2 separate regions of the Homo sapiens genome follow, and region 1 is linked to region 2. A link is an interaction called in ENCODE POLR2A ChIA-PET data of the cell type or tissue named here. Cell type or tissue: OCI-LY7. All regions are shown on one strand.

The links. ChIA-PET counts read pairs that join two places held together with the same protein. Peaks named below come from ENCODE experiments on the same cell type or tissue, not always from the same donor. Only the 100,000 strongest peaks of a DNase experiment are listed, where the experiment ranks them.
Region 1: POLR2A ChIA-PET joins it to region 2 with 5 read pairs; 13 of 35 experiments call an interaction of 5 or more read pairs at or near these places.

What each region holds. Positions count from the first base shown.
Region 1 is chr15:90,496,037-90,498,536 of GRCh38, forward strand. It overlaps IQGAP1 (IQ motif containing GTPase activating protein 1), which reads left to right. Exons shown (of 38, transcript NM_003870.4): 37 at 1,196-1,304. Among named protein-coding and RNA genes, the nearest start is that of CRTC3, 33 kb to the right of the region's middle. In OCI-LY7, no CTCF peak of the experiment used is centred here; no DNase peak of the experiment used is centred here.
Region 2 is chr15:90,375,712-90,378,211 of GRCh38, forward strand. No RefSeq gene overlaps it. Among named protein-coding and RNA genes, the nearest start is that of IQGAP1, 11 kb to the right of the region's middle. In OCI-LY7, no CTCF peak of the experiment used is centred here; a DNase peak (open chromatin) is centred at 1,390.

The DNA.
Region 1 (2,500 bases), 120 kb after region 2:
GGCTTAGAAACTAAATAGCCAACTAAATCTGGTAAAATTATTTATCACTTAAGATAAATATGTTTAAGGAATAACCCGTGAGGCGTTCCAGTTGAATAAGATGCATGTGTGTTTCAGTGCATGGGTTTTTGTGACTTCTTTAACTCTCAGTGACCTTTTTGCATCTTTCATGGTTCTCAGCCCTGTTCGTAATAGGTAAGGCAGCTCCATAGTTGAGTTCTGGAAATCTGGGGTGCTATACTTTGATCATCCAGAGAACAGCATAATCCCTTTTTTTTTTTTTTTTTTTTTTTTTTTTTGAGACGGAGTCTCGCCCTATCACCAGACTGGACTGCAGTGGTGATAGGGTATGGTACTCAGCTCACTACAACCTCTGCCTCCCGGGTTCAATCAATTCTCCTGCCTCAGCCTTCTGAGTAGCTGGGACTGCAGGTGCATGCCACTATGCCCAGCTAATTTTTGTATTTTTAATAGAGATAGGGTTTCACCATGTTGGCCAGGATGGCCTCGATCTGACCTCGTGATCCGCCCGCCTCGGTCTCCCAAAGTGCTGGGATTACAGATGTGAGCCACTGTGCCCGGCTGCATAATACCTTTTCCTTTTGGCCCCCCAAAATTTCCTGGCACGTAACATATTGTGAATGAGTGATAACTTAAATACGTTCAATAATAACAATTTATCTTTGGTAATACTGAGTGTGCTTATATACACAGCACCTACTCTTTCTAGAAAACCTCCTCCCTTGGTGCTTTTTATACGGACCCCCTTTTGTTTATTTACTTCTCCCAGTCCTCAAACATGCATGTATTCAAACACATACACCCTCTCCTTCCCCAGTGTCCTCCGTTTTCTCCTTTTATCATTAGGTTTCCTTTTTGGCCATGTGGAAGTGAAGAGAATTCCTATGATGTCATCCCTTCACACGCCACTTGTGGAACTCCTCAGTGGTTCCTCTTTGATAGGATGTAAGTGCTGCAGGCAGAGAGAGGTTGCCATTCCTCTCTCCAAGTCCCAGAGCAGATGGTACTTGGGCTTGGCAATCTGTGCTGCTTCAGCTGCAGAAGTACTTTTGACCTGTATTTTCTGCAGCCCTTTTCACTCTTGAAGACTTGGTTCATCTCCTTTCCCCATTTCACAGAATATTTTTATATGAGAATATAAAAACCATACCCTTACGATGTTATCTTTCAACAGGTTTAAAAATGTTATATTTGAAATCAGTCCAACAGAAGAAGTTGGAGACTTCGAAGTGAAAGCCAAATTCATGGGAGTTCAAATGGAGACTTTTATGTTACATTATCAGGTGGGTATGCACCAGCAGGAACCAAAAACTTTCTGGATGAGATTCTTGTCCAAGTAGGAGAAATAGATAAAGAGGAGACTCATCTGAGGAAAGCTGTCTACATTCAGCAGTGAGCTAGGCTCCACACTGCGGGGAAAGAAGCTGAGGGTTTCAGCATGTCTGGTTTGGTGTGTGCGCTCTGGAGAGCTTTTGCAGATGTCACTCTTCAGAAAACATTTAGCTGAAGCTTCCACTTAGTGCTGCCACTAAATCGAGCTGACACCTTGGACTTGAACAAAATGCAGAAGTACACATGCTGACACTGCAGAATTCTAAGCCCACTCAGTAGCTTGAAATCTTTTTGTCATTTTGATTTGATATAGGTACTTAAAAGTTAGATACATTCTGACAAGGTGTGTGTAAAGTTTATGTTTGTAAACTGAATTCTATCTTAAATCCAAAAAGAACTCGGGAGTAATTCATTTTTGTAGCATAAAGATCCCTAAGTTTTATTTTGAAATATCTGATTTTTACACGTTAAAAAATAACAGGGCATCGAGAGGATTCCTAGGTGACATCCAGACTCCTTTAGCTTTGTGTGTGTGGCACCGGTTAGTCTGCTTCTCTCTCCTTTCTTGCACTGCTTCACACAGCCATGCCCTGCCAGCCCGGGCAGGTGCCTTCCTGTCAATGTACATTTGGGCTTCTGCTCATGCTGCCCTCCCTCCCCTCCCCTGCCTCCCAACCCCGCCCCTTTTGTTCCTCCATGGAGTACTTCCATGGGTGTGCCTCCCCCAGCCAAGCCATAATAGGTGGTTTCCCCTTCGCTTCTGTAGCCCTTGCAGACATCCTCTGTTTACAGTAGGTGTTGACTTACTTCCCCTCTCCCCGCTAAAGCCATAAACTCCTTAAGGACAGGTAGCATTTCTTAGTCATCTTCGTTTCCTTCTCAATGACCAGTAGACCATTAAAACATGTTAGCTAAACAAATGTGAAATGATTTTGTGATGCACACAGCTAACTAAAGTACTTCCACCAAAAAAAAAAAAAGAATAGGAACCTCTTATTCCCTCAGTTTCACCAAATTATTTTTTTAATTTAAAATTTTTTATTTACGTGGAGTTATCAGAACATATTTTTATTTTTAAATTTTTTAACCAAATCATGTTAGGCCAACCAGTCTGCCTGTGGTAATTTATTAATTTATGTACAAATTC
Region 2 (2,500 bases):
GAAGGAACAAACTCCGGACACACCATCTTTAAGAGCTGTAACGCTCACCGTGAAGGTCCGTGGTTTCATTCTTGAAGTCAGCGAGACCAAGCATCCACCAAAAGGAATAAATTCCAGACGCAGTATTTACAGCCCAGTGTCCACCCATTCCCCATGTAGCAACCCCTGGTACCTGAGGAAAAAGGTCACAGCCTCTGCCAATGGTGGGGCATCTTTCCGAAGAGGTTCCACTTGGACTTTTTGAAACATCATGTGGCTGTGCTGTTTGAGAAGCCTGGGGTGAAATTAACTATACAAGAATCAGGGCATGATCACACACGCACACACCTTTGCAATTTTTCTGGCTTTGTTTACACTGTTACTGCAACTTGTGCCCTTTCTCACCCTTTTCATAGGTCTTCCCTGCAAAGTCTTTTTTTTTTTTTTTTTTTGAGACGGAGTCTCGCTCTGTCGTTCAGGCTGGAGTGCAGTGGCGTGATCTCGGCTCACTGCAACCTCCGCCTCCTGGGTTCACGCCATTCTCCCGCCTCAGCCTCCCGAGTAGCTGGGACTACAGGCACCTGCTACCTGGCGCAGCTAATTTGTGTATTTTTAATAGAGACGGGTTTCACCGTGTTAACGAGGATGGTCTCCATCTCTTGACCTCATGATCTGCCCGCCTCAGCCTCCCAAAGTGTTAGGATTACAGGCCTGAGCCACCGCACCCGACCCATCAACTGTTCTCTTATCTGTGCTCCTAGATCTCTATCTTGATGTCTGAAAGCTTCTTGAGAGTGCTTTGTCAGGTCTATGTCCATCACATTCTTTGGTGGATGTGGCCTCACAAATCTTTCAACTCAGCCCTCTAGGTCCTCATGTGCATTAGTGGAGAATAGCGTTCACATATGTGGGCTTTGGGTCCAATGCAGTTTGAATACTGAGTATGTCACTAACTAGTTGTGTAATTTTTGGAACATTGTTAACCTTTCTGATTTCAGTTTCCTTATCCTTAAATTGAAAATTCTAGTAGTTCCTACCTCATAGGATTGTTGTGAAGGTCAAATGAGATCAAATACTTACAACTGGACCTAAGGGGCACTCATTATGAGTTAGCTGTTGTTACTAGTAACCCATTGTCATCCCTGTAGATGTTTCAGGGGTTTGCCGTGGGGAACCCTGCCATGCAGGCTTGTCTCAGGTTCTGACCCTGTGATGGGGTCTGGTGTTCCCTGCCTCGTTTACCGCTCTTTCCCCATACTTTGGTCTGACTCTCCAATGAGCTCATGATTCCTATGAGCGATTTCTGTCTCTTGATGAATCTTTAGATTTGTCCTTTGTCTTAGGCCTTGAGACTGCAGTAGAACCTTGTGGCCTATTCTAACCCCAGCCCGGAAACCAATGCCCCAACTCCATTCTGGGCTGACTTCCTGGCTTCCTCCCACAACTTCCGGGTCTCTGTTTTTATATATTGTTCCTAGACTAGGATATGGGTGTTCACAAATGTTTGTTGAAAGGTTTTCAGAGGCAATTAGGCATATTTAAGAAGTGAATGAACACCTGCTCATTGATATGCTGTCCATAAACTAGGACACGGTGTTGAATGATGATTTGACAGAGATTTTAGAATCAGAGAGATGGAAGCTTGATCCTAACTCTGAATCTTATGGCCTTAAGCAAAATATCTAACCTCTTTGTGCCTGTTTTCTCATTTGTAAAATGAGGATAATTATATTTCCTCATAGGGTTATTGTGAAGATTAAATGAGACAATATAAATAAAGCACCTAGCATTTTCTGGAACATGGTAAGCAGTTGGTAAATAGCTGCAACTACCAACAGGTAGTTCAAAACTTTTCCTCCATCTGAAAAACCAAGAGTTGAAGAAATGGCTGAAGTTGGAATATCTGGCAGGAGCTGTGCTTAAACACAAGATCCGGAATATCTGAATATCTTTAGGACAAGATGAAATAGGTTTCTCTCAAATGAGTTGGTTAAGGAGTTAAGCAGTGATAGGTAACACTTGAAGTTTCACAAAGATGAAAACTGGTACTTGACAGACAGCCACTTGATGGTATTCTGAAGTTTACTGACCCTTTGTTCTATTTCTAGAACAAGGTGTTCTATCTCTTTGCCCAAGGTGTTCAAAGTATAGAGAAACAAAGAAGATCAGTAATTACATAGACCAAATGGAGTATCGGATTTATTACGAACTACATCTGCTCAAAAGACTCATGAACTATATGGAGTTAGTCCTATCAGAGAGAAGCAGGGTATCCAGCTAGCTCATAGGCCTTTTTATACAAAAGTTTACCATTAGCATGTTTGGTAACATTACTTATAAGCCACCCCAACCCCCTCCCCACACACTCAAGTTTCCTTAAGTGTATGTATTAGTTTTCTATTGAAGTACAGGCAAGCTTGACTGGGTTCTTTGCTCAGAGTCTTACAAGGTCAAGATTAAAATATCCACTAGATTAAGGACTTATCTTGAGACTGTGAGGAGAATCTGCTTCCAAGCTCAT